2 separate regions of the Homo sapiens genome follow, and region 2 is linked to region 1. A link is an interaction called in ENCODE POLR2A ChIA-PET data of the cell type or tissue named here. Cell type or tissue: CD4-positive, alpha-beta T cell. All regions are shown on one strand. Links, peaks and the distances in the headings refer to the core of each region. The heading gives the core; the rest is flanking DNA. Region 1 overlaps LOC124905186 (a long non-coding RNA gene). Region 2 holds the start of SLC35A2 (solute carrier family 35 member A2).

Region 1 (7,129 bases), core at 743-5,742:
ATATTGCCCAGTCTGGTAGTCCTCTCTTTGGACAGTACAGGGCTGAGCTCCCTGAAGAGGCAGGAAGCAGTTGGAGGACAGGAACAGTGACTCATATTTGTGTTCCCTCCACAGTGCCTGGGGAAACCAGGCCAAAAGATAGAGCAAAGTGAGGCTGGGCACAGTGGCTCGCACCTGTAATCCCAGCACTTTGGGAAGCCAAGGAGGGGGGCAGATCATCTGAGGCCAGGAGTTCGAGACCAGCCTGCCCAACATGGTGAAACCCTGTCTCTACTAAAAATACAAAAATTAGCCGGGCTTGGTGGTGCACACCTATAGTCCCAGCTACTTGGGGGACTGAGGCAGGAAAATCACTTGAACCTGGGAGGCAGAGGCTGCAGTGAGCCGAGATCGTGCCACTGCACTCCAGCCTGGGTGACAGAACAAGGCTATGTCTCAAAAAAAAAAAAAAAGAGCAAAGTGTATCATATGGGTGTGCTAATGGCTGTTTCCTTATAAATGTCTATGGCAACCTGTTTGTCTTGCAGACCCTTAATTCAGAAGAGTTTTCTGCTCTAATCATTTAGGATTTTACTCTTACAGGCACCAACAGTTTGTCTCTGCCCAAGGCACAGATTAACTTCAGCCTGAGCCAAAACAGCTCTGCTCTTAGTCACTGACTGGGCAGCCAGCTGGGTGAGCTGGGAGGATGACCGTCTAGAGGGAGTAGAATTAGAACTTTGATGAAAGGTTTCTGTTTCAGGATTTTAGGAAAGTATGCCGCTTAATTCTTTATGTTCTCTTTGCAATCCTGAAAGGAAAAGGACTATTCTATTTTTTTGGTTGTTTGTTTTTGTTTTGTTTTGTTTTGTTTTTAGATGGAGTCTTGCTCTGTCACCCAGGCTGGAGTGCAGTGACATGATCTCAGCTCACTGCAACCTCCGCCTCCCGGGTTCAAGTGTTTCTCCTGCCTCAGCCTCCCGAGTAGCTGGGATTACAGGCACCTGCCATCATGCCCGGCTAATTTTTGTATTTTTAATAGAGACGGGGTTTCACCATGTTGGCCAGGCTGGTCTCGAACTCCTGACCTCAGGTGATCCGCCTGCCTCTGACTCCCAAAGTGCTGGGATTGCAGGCATGAGCCACCACGCCCAGCCTACCATCCTATGTTTTTATCTCGCTTTTTCTTCTGTAATAAATTGTTTTTTTACCCTTTGCTGATAAGAATAGATAATATCACATCTTTTAATTTAGGAAAATAAAAGCAATTTTGGCACATTGCTTCAACAGTGCAACTCGAGATCTGAATTAGAAGGAAAAAGGAGAGAATTCCCTTTTGATCATTTTTAATAAAATTCTTAAGATATGTAGATATAGGTATAGATTGATAGGTATTTACTGTCTGTAATTGTTCTAAAATACCTAGGGTAAGGCTGGATGTGGTGGCTCACACTTGTAATGCCAGCCAGAGAATCGCTTGAACCCAGGAGGTGGAGGTTGCAGTGAGCTGAGACCGTGCCATTGCACTCCAGCCTGGGCAACAAGGGTGAAACTCCATCTCAAAAAAAAAAAAAAAAAAGATCCAGGGTAGTATATACAGGCTGCTGACCATTATGTGTATGAAATACAAGAATATAAGAAAAGGTATGCATATTAAATGTAAAAATATATACATAATAAACATAGGCCTGGCACGGTGGCTCACACTTGTAATCCCAGCACTTTAGGAGGCCGAGGCTGGCAGATCACTTGAGGCCAGGAGTTCGAGACCAGCCTGGCCAACATGGCAAAACCCCATCTCCACTAAAAATACAAAAATTAGCCGGGCATGTTAATCCCAGTTACTCAGGAAGCTGAGGTAGGAGGATCACTGAGCCCAGGAGGTCGAGGCTGCAATGAGCCATGATCAGGTCACTACACTCCTGGGTGATAGCACAAGACCCTGTCTCTAAAAATACAAATTATGAGCAGCTGAGGAGAACAGGAAAATAAAAAAATTAAAAATTAAAATTAAAAATGAAAAGAATTAAGCATAAGAGAATGTAAGGTTTAGAAGATAATCTAAGACTGTAATAGGTTTTATGTTCATTTTGTTTATCATTGGCAGGGATTTGCTTTTTATCTGCAAAGGTTGTCTGTGTAAGTCTGTGTATATGCATAATATACTATTTGTGAATGCAGTTTCCATGAGCAGGCACAAAATTACAGAGAGATTTAGTACAGGGAAAAGCCAGACTTCAGCAGCCCATTCATGAAGATCTAGTAATGTAGATGTTCTCACATCCTCCTTCCCTCTCAGATATGAGCCACTGCTGTTCAGAGGATTTCATATGAGGTTCATTCACATAGAAACTGCAATGATTCTTTGATTGTGTTTTTGTCTTAGTATAAAAAAAAAGGATTTTCAGCATGATTTGATGTTGGATGGCAGGCCATTGCTTAGAGGCTCCAGGCCTAATTCACCATCCCCTGTACCATGGTTGAATTAGAGTCTATGTGTGGCATTGATTTTGAGAACGGGAGATACTCATTTGAGAGGTAGTACTTTCAGGTGCTTTATGAATACTATCACACAATGGACTGAGTGAAATCTTCATGATAAAGCAAAGTTTTAGTGGTGGGGACTTTTTGAAGAACCCAGAACACTGAAATTGGAATGAGCATCAGATTTACAAGAATGGAGGTCATAAAGATGATGACCTACTGTGTGCCATGCCCTCTTAAACCTTATTAACAATCTGAAAAGCTCATATGCAAGGCAGGCATTGTTAGCTTAGATTTACAAGTGAGGCCTATAATCCCAGCACTTCGGGAGGCCGAGGTGGGTGGATCACTTGAGGCCAGGAGTTCGAGATCAGCCTGGCCAATATGGCAAAACCTCATCTCTACTAAAAATACAAAAATTAGCCAGGCGTGGTGGCACATGCCTATAGTCCCAGTTACTTGGGAGGCTGAGACATGAGAATCGCTTGAGCCTGGGAAGTGGAGGTTACAGTGAACCGAGATCATGCCACTGCACTCCAGCCTGGGCAACAGAGCAAGACTCTGTCAAGAAAAAAAAAGAAAAAAAAAAAGAAGGAAGGAGGGAGGGAGGGAGGAAGGGGAAGAAAACAAAAAAGATTTACAAGTGAGAAGACTGAGCTCAGGGATTACATAACCTGCCCAAGGCAAGAGACAGCCACGTTTGGCTGATTGTAGAGTCTGTGCCACCTTTGCCTCTCCATATGATAAAAAAAGTTGTCACAGAAAAAAAAAATCTTTGTATTAGCCATGTATTGATGTGTAACAAATTACCTAGAATTTAGCAGCTTAAAACAACAGACATTTATTATCTCATAGTTTCTGTGAGTCAGGAATCTAGTCACAGATTAGCTAGGTTCTCTGTCTCTGGATCTCTCATGAAGTTGGAATCAAGGTGGCAGCCGGGGCTGTGGTCTCATCTGAAAGCCTGATGGGTAATGGATCCACTTCCAAGCTGACTCATGTGGTTGTTGGCAGGTTTCAGTTGCTTGAGGGTTGCTGGACTGAAGGCCTCACTTTCTTGCTATAGAGGCCTCTCCATAGGGCAGCTCACACTGTGGCAGCTGGCTTCATCAGAGGGAGCAAAGAAGAGGGCAAGAGATAGTGACAGAGAGAGAGAACTAGCACATCAGAAGTCACAATCTTTTGGAGCCTAATCATAGAAGTGACATCCTACATCCTATCACTTTTGCCATATTCTGTTCATTAGAAGCTGGTCACTAGGTTCAGCCCACACTCAAGTGCAGGGATTTCCACATGGGTGTAAATATCAGAAGGCAGAAATCATTGGGGCCATGTCAGAAGCTGCCTATCACAGGACTCTTCTTGGCTCTGCTTTTAAAGAACTTGATTCACTGTGTCTTTATTCTTTTTTTTTTTTTTTGAAACGGACTCTTGCTCTGTCACTGAGGCTGGAGTGCAGTGGCGAAATCTTGGCTTACTGCAAGCTCCACCTCCCAGGTTCATGCCATTCTCCTGCCTCAGCCTCCCAAGTAGCTGGGACTACAGGCATCTGTCACCATGCCTGGCTAATTTTTTTGTATTTTTAGTAGAGACGGGGTTTCACCATGCTAGCCAGGATGGTCTTAATCTCCTGACCTCGTGATCCACCTGCCTCGGCCTCCCAAAGTGCTGGGATTACAGGCGTGAGCCACTGCGCCTGGCCTTTATTCTTTTAAGAGTAGGTAGATAATACATATACTGATGAACTGGAGACAATACATTTTTTTTTTTTTTGAGACGGAGTCTCGCTCTGTCGCCCAGGCTGGAGTGCAGTGGCACGATCTCGGCTCACTGCAAGCTCCGCCTCCCAGGTTCACGCCATTCTCCTGCCTCAGCCTCCTAAGTAGCTGGGACTACAGGCGCCCACCACCATGCTTGGCTAATTTTTTTTATATTTAGTAGAGACGGGGTTTCACCGTGTTAGCCAGGGTGGTCTCGATCTCCTGACCTTGTGATCCACCTGCCTCGGCCTCCCAAAGTGCTGGGATTACAGGCATGAGCCACCATGTCCGGCTGAGACAATACATTTTTAAAGATATATTTTTTGGATATTGGTTTGTGTGTTTATGTGTGTATATATATTTATATATATATATATATATTTTTTTTTTTAAAGAAATGGGGTCTCATTATGTTGCCTAGGCTGGCCTCGAAATCCTGGGCTCAAGAAATCCTGCCAGCTTAGCCTCCCAAGTAGCTGGGACTACAGGTGTGTGCCACTATAGCTGGCTTAATATATTTTTAATATTTATCTATGTATGTAAATTTATAGAAACATAAGTATTTATTTTTTATTTGTTTCACTCTGTTATCCAGGCTGGAGTGCAGTGCTGCAATCCTAGCTCACTATAGCCTCAAATTCCTGGGCTCAAGGGATCCTCCCACCTCAACCTCCCAAGTAGTTAGGACTACAGGCATGTGCCACCACACCTGGCTCATTGAAAAAAAAATTTTGTATAGATGGGATCTCTCTATGTTACCCAGTTTGATCTTAAACTCCTGGCCTCAAACGATCCTCCCAACTCAGCCTTCAAAGTCACTGGGATTACAGGTGTGAGCCACTGTGCCTGGCTCTTAAATTTATAATTTAGAACATATATTTAAAAATTAATGGAGGCCCTGCTGGTTAGGCATGTTGATACTGGAAGCATGAGATTCAGGAACTTTAAAAATTAATGGAAACCACTAAATGAGGAGAAATACCATCTATAACTTCAGAACCAGCAAAGGAAAAAATAAAATGTGTAATGGGGCAATTTCAAAAACTTTATCCATCTAACATATAATGGGAAAAGATGAGGGGGAACGGGGTAGTAAACAGCAAACATAAGATGGTAGAAATAAGTTCCAATACATAAGTAATCAAAATAAATATAAATGATTACATGCCTGTTGAAAACAGAGGTTATCAGATTGGATTTGTTGTTGTTGTTGTTAATTCAACTACAGACCTGTGACAGGAAACACGCTTAGAATAAAACCACAAAGAAAGGTTGAAAATAGAGGGATGGAAAAAGATACACCAAGCAAATATGAACCAAAAGAGAGTTGGACCACATAAACAACTGCCTAGTAGACCTTTCCATTTTTATGTGCTTTGACACCTCAAACTCAGTGTGCCCACAGAGAACTCATCATGTCACAGAGAGGAATGTCAGTGAACAAGTGCGGACCAAAGCCAGACTGGAGTAGGATAAGAGAGAGAAGGATATATGGCTAGGCACAGTGGCTCATGCCTATAATCCCAGTACTTTGGGAGGCCGAGGTAGGAAGATTGCTTGAGCCCAGGAATTTGAGATCAACCTGGGCAACATAGTGAAACCCCATCTCTGCAAAAAATACAAAAATTAACCAGGCACTGTGGCACATGCCTGTAGTCCCAGCTACTCAGGAGGCTGAGGTGAGAAGATCACTTGAGCCCTGGGAGGTGGAGGTTTCAGTGACCCATGATCTTGCCACTGCATTCCAGCCTGGGTGACAGAGTGAGACCCTATCTCAGAGAGAGAGAGACAGAGAGAGAGAGAGAGAGAGAGAAGTGTGGAGTCCATGAGGGAGGATGACTCTATTTAAGGTACTGACGTCCAGGAGAAGAGAACATGAATAGTGCTAAAGAAAGAGGTTTCCTCTCCCTCTCCCTCTCCCTCTCCCTCTCCCTCTCCCTCTCCCTCTCGGTCTCCCTCTCCCTCTCCCTCTCGGTCTCCCTCTCCCTCTCCCTCTCGGTCTCCCTCTCCCTCTCGGTCTCCCTCTCCCTCTCAGTCTCCCTCTCCCTCTCGGTCTCCCTCTCTTTCCACGGTCTCCCTCTCATGTCGAGCCGAAGCTGGACTGTGCTGCTGCCATCTCGGCTCACTGCAACCTCCCTGCCTGATTCTCCTGCCTCAGCCTGCCCAGTGCCTGCGATTGCAGGCGCGCGCCGCCACGCCTGACTGGTTTTCGTATTTTTTTGGTGGAGACGGGGTTTCGCTGTGTTGGCCGGGCTGGTCTCCAGCTCCTAACCGCGAGTGATCCGTCAGCCTCGGCCTCCCGAGGTGCCGGGATTGCAGATGGAGTCTCGTTAACTCAGTGCTCAATGGTGCCCAGGCTGGAGTGCAGTGGCGTGATCTCGGCTCGCTACAACCTCCACCTCCCAGCCGCCTGCCTTGGCCCCCCAAAGTGCCGAGATTCCAGCCTCTGCCCGGCCGCCACCCCGTCTGGGAAGTGAGGAGCGTCTCTGCCTGGCCGCCCATCGTCTGGGATGTGAGGAGCCTCTCCGCCTGGCTGCCCAGTCTGGAAAGTGAGGAGCGTCTCTGCCCGGCCGCCTTCCCACCTAGGAAGTGAGGAGTGCCTCTTCCCGGCCGCCATCCCATCTAGGAAGTGAGGAGCGTCTCTGCCCGGCCGCCCATTGTCTGAGATGGGGGGAGCGCCTCTTCCCCGCCGCCCTGTCTGGGATGTGAGGAGCGCCTCGGCCCGGCCACGACCCCGTCTGGGAGGTGAGGAGCGTCTCTGTCCGGCCGCCCCGTCTGAGAATTGAGGAGACCCTCCGCCTGGCAACCGCCCCGTCTGAGAAGTGAGGAGCCCCTCCGCCCGGCAGCCGCCCAGTCTGAGAAGTGAGGAGCCTCTCCGCCCGGCAGCCACCCCGTCTGGGAAGTGA
Region 2 (7,129 bases), core at 207-5,206, 250 kb before region 1:
AGTGCTCTTAATTGTGGTGAGGCCATCCTTCCTGGAGAGTTTGGGGTTGGAGAAGGGCATCATGAGATTGAGTTGGTCTAACCCCTGGCTTGTGTGCAGGGACAAGGGTGTACAGCCCCCCAGAGTGGATCTCTCGACACCAGTACCATGCACTCCCGGCCACTGTCTGGTCACTGGGCATCCTCCTCTATGACATGGTGTGTGGGGACATTCCCTTTGAGAGGGACCAGGAGATTCTGGAAGCTGAGCTCCACTTCCCAGCCCATGTCTCCCCAGGTGAGGCCTCACTGACCCCAGCCCAGAAGACTCCATCCTTCTCAGGGACCAGTACCCCCTACTGACTGCTAATCTTCCCTCTCTGCTTCTTGGCCTACAGACTGCTGTGCCCTAATCCGCCGGTGCCTGGCCCCCAAACCTTCTTCCCGACCCTCACTGGAAGAGATCCTGCTGGACCCCTGGATGCAAACACCAGCCGAGGATGTACCCCTCAACCCCTCCAAAGGAGGCCCTGCCCCTTTGGCCTGGTCCTTGCTACCCTAAGCCTGGCCTGGCCTGGCCTGGCCCCCAATGGTCAGAAGAGCCATCCCATGGCCATGTCACAGGGATAGATGGACATTTGTTGACTTGGTTTTACAGGTCATTACCAGTCATTAAAGTCCAGTATTACTAAGGTAAGGGATTGAGGATCAGGGGTTAGAAGACATAAACCAAGTCTGCCCAGTTCCCTTCCCAATCCTACAAAGGAGCCTTCCTCCCAGAACCTGTGGTCCCTGATTCTGGAGGGGGAACTTCTTGCTTCTCATTTTGCTAAGGAAGTTTATTTTGGTGAAGTTGTTCCCATTCTGAGCCCCGGGACTCTTATTCTGATGATGTGTCACCCCACATTGGCACCTCCTACTACCACCACACAAACTTAGTTCATATGCTCTTACTTGGGCAAGGGTGCTTTCCTTCCAATACCCCAGTAGCTTTTATTTTAGTAAAGGGACCCTTTCCCCTAGCCTAGGGTCCCATATTGGGTCAAGCTGCTTACCTGCCTCAGCCCAGGATTCTTTATTCTGGGGGAGGTAATGCCCTGTTGTTACCCCAAGGCTTCTTTTTTTTTTTTTTTTTTTTGGGTGAGGGGACCCTACTCTGTTATCCCAAGTGCTCTTATTCTGGTGAGAAGAACCTTACTTCCATAATTTGGGAAGGAATGGAAGATGGACACCACCGGACACCACCAGACACTAGGATGGGATGGATGGTTTTTTGGGGGATGGGCTAGGGGAAATAAGGCTTGCTGTTTGTTCTCCTGGGGCGCTCCCTCCAACTTTTGCAGATTCTTGCAACCTCCTCCTGAGCCGGGATTGTCCAATTACTAAAATGTAAATAATCACGTATTGTGGGGAGGGGAGTTCCAAGTGTGCCCTCCTCTCTTCTCCTGCCTGGATTATTTAAAAAGCCATGTGTGGAAACCCACTATTTAATAAAAGTAATAGAATCAGAAGCGGCTGGCCATTTGTAGGTGTGAGGCTTTTATGGAGCATCTACTGTGCACTGAGACAGACTGTCCCTCTGCTTTGTCCTCAGGAAGCCACAGTCTTATGTTGCCATCCTAAAGAGCTTTAAGGATTCTTGAAGCTGCACCACACACACACAAAAAAATCTTGATTCCCCTGCCCCTGATCTTATGCAGTGCCCAGTATGTGCAGAAGGGTTCTCTGTTGGAGATACTGTGCATATTGAAGGTGTTTAGGGCACATCCCCAATCAAGATGGCTATCTCAGAAGCAGAAAAACTACCTTCCCTGGCACCCCAGGGGAATGAAGAAGCCCTTTCCCCTGTTGCAGAAGAAAAGCCCTGTCAGGGTACTGGCCAGGGCGGGGCTGGGGTTGGGCGCTGACTGGAATCTGTCCAGGGTGTAGTCACCTGTTTTGCTCTTTATCTTTAGCCTCTTCCCCCATCTTTACCCTTACATACCCATCCCTCTAATTTCTCCTTCAACACTTGACTTACCTGGCCTACCCTATTCCATGTTGGTTTCACTTGTTCCGACCTGAGTTGTTCCCTCTCTTGCCCTGCTTATTTGTCTCGGTTCAGTATAAACTCCGCCTTCCGGGTTCCAGCGGTTCTCCTGCCTCAGCCTCCAGAGTAGCTGGGTACAGGTGCATACCACTAAGCCCGGGTAATTTTTTTTTTTTATTTGAGACGGGGTTTTGTCGTTTTGCCCAGGCTGGAACTCCTGAGCTCAGGTGATCGCCCGGCTCAGCCTCCCAAAGTGCTGGGATTACAGGCGTGAGCCACCGCCTCTGGCCCGGACTCTTGCCCTGCTTCCAAATGCTAGCTAACCTGTGAGCCTTTCGCCTGTCCCCTTTGCCATCCTCAGTGGTGACTCACTTGTCTTCCCTTATGTGCGTCAACTTTCCTTTGCATTTTCACTTGTTTATCCTCACCTGCTCTGCTTTTATCTGCTAGCTTAACATTCCTGACTCGCACCTGATGCCAGTACGCCCTCACCCCGACCCCGCCAGGTCAAAGTTTCTTCGTCCCCAGATTCCCGTGTGCTCTCCAGGGGGCGAGGCCTCTCTGGAAGACGGGAAAGCGGAATTTCAGTCCAACCATGAAGCACCTGGTAGTTTCTGATACGGAAAGGGCGGCGCCTTATGGAGAAGCTGCCAATAAAGAGCCGAGATGAAAGGGGTGGCTGAACCAATGAGTCTAGGAGACAAGATCGGGGGATGATCTGGAAAGCGCGATCAGTGAAGCGGACGAACGGCAGGATAAGGCGGGTCTAGTGACAGGAATGGGCCGATGAAGCTCTGTAGGGATGGTGGGTAGGCCGATCGGGCCGTGTCCCCGGCCTCCCGATCCGACGGAATTTGGAAATCCCGGGGCTATTCATACATTGAGCTTTTAGGAGCGGAGGAGAAAAGCCACCACCCTGACGATCCCGGCTCTCGCTCCACCTTCACTCAGGTGGCCCGGCAGCGGAAGTGACGAACGCGGAAGTGGTTTTTCTGTTGCCGAGGGGACGGGCCGGGCAGATGCCAACATGGCAGCGGTTGGGGCTGGTGGTTCCACCGCGGCGCCCGGGCCAGGGGCGGTTTCCGCGGGTGCATTGGAGCCGGGGACCGCCAGTGCGGGTGAGACAGTCTGCCCGAGCAGTCGCATGGGAGGCGGAGGTCGGGATCGCTGGGAGTCGGGAATGTTCCTCACTAAAGTGAGAGGGAGCATCCCGTGTGGACCGACGTGTGTGTGTGTGTGTGTGTGCACATTGTCAGTGTGTTGGGGGCGGGGAAGAGAACATTCTGAGAGTGATTGTGGGATCCTTCCGCATATGGAGAGTAGAGACCATTGTGAGTGTGGTGGGTAATTCTTTTTGGGAAGGCTAAGGCCACCGAAACCATTCTGAATATGTGGAGTCCTTCCGTGTGGAAGAGACCATTCTGCGGGTGTGGGAGTTCCTCACTGAAGAAGGGGGAGACTATTCTGAGGGTGGTGGTTCCTTCCTTATAAAGGGACAGAGACTATTGTGAGTTAGGGTGGGGCGAGTCCTTCTTTATGTGACTAGAGAGGGTCCATTTTGAGGATGGGGGTGTCTTTCATTATGTGCGGAGGAGACCGTTCTGGGGGCTCCCTCCTAATGGAGGTAGAGTTCATTGTACATTCGGGTGGGAGGGCTCATCGTTATATGGTGGAGAAAGAACGTTCTGAGAGTGCCGGGTCCTTCCTTATAGCAGAGAGAGCTCATTGTGAGTGTGGGTAGAGCAAGGAAAAATTCATTAGCTAGAGGGTCCGTGTGCGGTGGTGGGAGGGCAGACCATGTGGAGTGCAGGGAAGTATTTCCTCATCTGGTTGAGGGAGCCAGACCTTTCTTGGTGGGATAACCATTCCTGATACAGGATTCAGTCCCTGGGAGCATGTGGGAATCATTTCTTGTATTTAGTAGACTATTCTGGTTCGAGAGGAACCAGTTGTCACAGGAGTGAGGGGTTGGAGAGACCATTCTGGGTATGAGGAGGATCATTCCATATGGGATGTAGGCCATTCTCAGTGTGAGGGAATCGAATCATTTCTTAGATAGGAGAAAGACCGTTCTTAGGGGGTGAACATACCTCATACAGTGGCCTCATTCCCTGCATTGATGTGTTATTCTTTACATGAGACAGTCCCTCATTAAACAGGAGCATCATTTCATATAAATTCTCAGTTTGCTAATCCATAAATGGGAATCCTCGCAGTTCTTTTGGAGATGACAGTGATATGAGTCTATTGAGGTAATCCATAGAAATCCCTTAACCCAGTGATAGGCATACAGTAAACACTCAATAAACGTGGAGAATGTAGTTGTCGGTATTCTTTCTGGGGAAGAGTTGCTTCTCACTTGGGAGGAAGCCGAGGCGCGTGGCCAGGGTTTGCCTCAGCCATTACCTGACACCTCAGTAAGGATTCCAGGTATGGACTGGGACAGGGTGGGGCCCATTTCTCCCTTCTGGCTCTTCCTGCTCATGGCTGAGGCAGTAAGCCGGTAGGAGTCAGACCCTTATTGGGTGAGGGCAGGCAGGCTGAGGGAGCAAGTAGCCATGGCTAGGAGGGTCCTGGGTGAGAAAGAAAGGGGGTGGGTGGTGGTGTGGCTATGCCCCAGCGGCTTCTGACCCCGTCCTTCCCCCTTGCCCCTTCCGTTCCCCACAGCTCACAGGCGCCTGAAGTACATATCCCTAGCTGTGCTGGTGGTCCAGAATGCCTCCCTCATCCTCAGCATCCGCTACGCCCGCACGTTGCCAGGGGACCGCTTCTTTGCCACCACTGCTGTGGTCATGGCGGAAGTGCTCAAAGGTCTCACCTGCCTGCTGCTGCTCTTCGCACAGAAGAGGGGTACGAACCAGGGATGGGGCTGCACTGGGGTCGGTGGGTGAGACTCCACATGTATGTGTGTGTGTTCACACAGATGGTTTGCTTCAGGAGTGTCTCCAAATCTCAACCTGCCTGGAGCGCCACTCCAGCTATGCGTAGCGGCATCTTACACTTTTCTAGCCCTAACAGCCGGGTAGCCGGCCTGTGTGGGCTGTAGGAGTGAGATTGCCAATGCTTATAAAGTAGCAGGGATCTCTCACATGTGATTTAGCTTCATATTATGGAGAATTCCGAATACATGCAAAATCAGAGAGAATAATCAAATAGTAAAATATCCATGTACCCATCCCCCAGAGTCAGCAATTAGCAACTCATGGCCGCTTTAAACAACATCAGTGATTGTTCACTCACTGCCAATCTATATGTCTACCTACGTCCTTATCCTCTTATTATTTTTAAGTAAATCCCACACGAAGTAATATTGTATGGAAGTAAATTCCCCTGAATTATCTTGAATAAATGTAGCTGGGATTACAGGCACGTGCCACCACGCCCAGCTAATTTTTTTGTATTTTTAGTAGAGAAGGGGTTTCACCATGTTAGCCAGGATGGTCTCGAACTCCTGACCTCGTGATCCGCCCACCTCAGCCTCCCAAAGTGCTGGGATTACAGGCGTGAGCCACCAGGCTGGCCTTGTTTGGTATCTTCTAAATCTGTTAATCTCTAGGGGTTTTTTGGTCTTTGCAATTAATTTGTTGGAGAAAACAGGTCATTTGTTTTGTAGACTTTGGGTAGTCTGGATTTTGCTGACTGCCTCCCTAAGGCAAATATTCTCAAAAATTTAACAAGTATTCTGTCTTCTACATCTCTTGTAAATTGGAAGTTGGGTTTATCTGCTAATTTCAACATCTCCCTGAAGGCCTTCTACTTTGAAGTGTTGCCCAATTGTTTCTCTAAAAAGGTCTTGCATAAGTAAAGGGATGGAGATGAATTATGCACCTTTGCCCTTTGTTTACATTGAAGAGAATATTCTCACCCACCTGTTAACTCCAGGTTAACAAGAGACCTGCTCTTACCTTTGTTAACTCTGTGAACAGTGTAGGTGTGAACACTGCCTCAGGCCGTGGGGGTAGATGGGTTAGCAATGCAGAGGAGCAGCTTGTCCTCATTGCTGATGGAAGATGGAAATAACAGATAGCCACAGACTTAATCACAGGCCTTCATCTCTTAGCCACAATTTCAGCACCCCTCTCTCCCCTGCCCGGAATTTTTTTCCCCTGAATTCGAGTTTGGAGACCAGGAGTGCACAGGGTTTGGTGAATGAACATCAGTAGGAGTTCCTGGGACAACCTTGTTCAGTGTTTGAAGAAGTTTTGCCTGTGGAGTGACACCCAGCTGTGACTTAAAAGATGAACTGCTGGCTGGGCGTGGTTGCTCACGTCTGTAATCCCAGCACTTTGGGAGGCCGAGAGGCAGGTGGATCACAAGGTCAGGAGTTAGAGACCAGCCTGGCCAAGATGGTGAAACCCCGTCTCTACTAAAAATACAAAAATTATCCAGGCGCGGTGGCAGGTGCCTGTAATCCCAGCTACTAGGGAGGCTGAGGCAGGAGAATTGCTTGAACCCGGGAGGCAGAGGTTGCAGTGAGCCAAGATCACACCACTGCACTCCAGCCTGGGCGACAGAGCAAGACTCCTCACCCACCCACCCCGCCCCGCCAAAAAAAAAGATGAACTGCCAAAAAGTGGGGCGAGCTTTGCAAAGGCCTTGTTACATAGGAAATGATTCTCATGTTTTTTGTTTGTTTGTTTTGAAATGGAGTTTTGCCCTTGTTGTCTGAGCTGGAGTGCAATGGCACGATCTTGGCTCACTGCAACCTCCGCCTCCCGGGTTCAAAAGATTCTCCTGCCTCAGCCTCCTGAGTAGCTGGGATTATAGGCGCCTGCCACCACACCCGGCTAATTTTTGTATTTTTAGTAGAGACGGGGTTTCACCACGTTGGCCAGCCTGGTCTCGAACTCCTGACCTCAGGTGATCCACCCACCTTAACCTCCCAAAGTGTTGGGATTACAGGCGTGAGCCACTGCGCCCAGCCCGATTATCATGTTTTCACTGGAGCAGGTCCCAAGCGGACTTCTGCTTAATGGTCAAGCCTGCATTCATCCATGTGGCAGAGGCAACTCTGTGTCTAGGGCTGACAGAAAGATGCAACAAGGGGGAGATGGCCCCTGCCCTCAGACGGCACATGGGTCAGTGAGGAGCTAGGATAAGTCTAAAAGTCTAGACTATGCCT

Evidence for each region. Peaks named below come from ENCODE experiments on the same cell type or tissue, not always from the same donor. Only the 100,000 strongest peaks of a DNase experiment are listed, where the experiment ranks them.
Region 2: POLR2A ChIA-PET joins it to region 1 with 6 read pairs; 8 of 35 experiments call an interaction of 5 or more read pairs at or near these places.

Annotation. Positions count from the first base shown.
Region 1 is chrX:48,659,719-48,666,847 of GRCh38, reverse strand. LOC124905186 (a long non-coding RNA gene) reads right to left here. Exons shown (of 2, transcript XR_007068228.1): 2 at 3,280-3,567. Among named protein-coding and RNA genes, the nearest start is that of WAS, 21 kb to the left of the region's middle. In CD4-positive, alpha-beta T cell, for the core only: no CTCF peak of the experiment used is centred there; no DNase peak of the experiment used is centred there.
Region 2 is chrX:48,907,542-48,914,670 of GRCh38, reverse strand. SLC35A2 (solute carrier family 35 member A2) reads left to right here and starts at 3,025. Exons shown (of 5, transcript NM_005660.3): 1 at 3,025-3,125; 2 at 4,675-4,857. The coding sequence starts at 3,035. It overlaps PIM2 (Pim-2 proto-oncogene, serine/threonine kinase), which reads left to right. Exons shown (of 6, transcript NM_006875.4): 5 at 100-276; 6 at 377-1,489. The coding sequence ends at 540. RefSeq lists enhancers at 342-391, 2,082-2,131, 3,372-3,421 and a silencer at 3,782-3,831. In CD4-positive, alpha-beta T cell, for the core only: no CTCF peak of the experiment used is centred there; DNase peaks (open chromatin) are centred at 2,710 and 2,990; H3K4me3 peaks cover 2,580 bases; H3K27ac peaks cover 1,919 bases.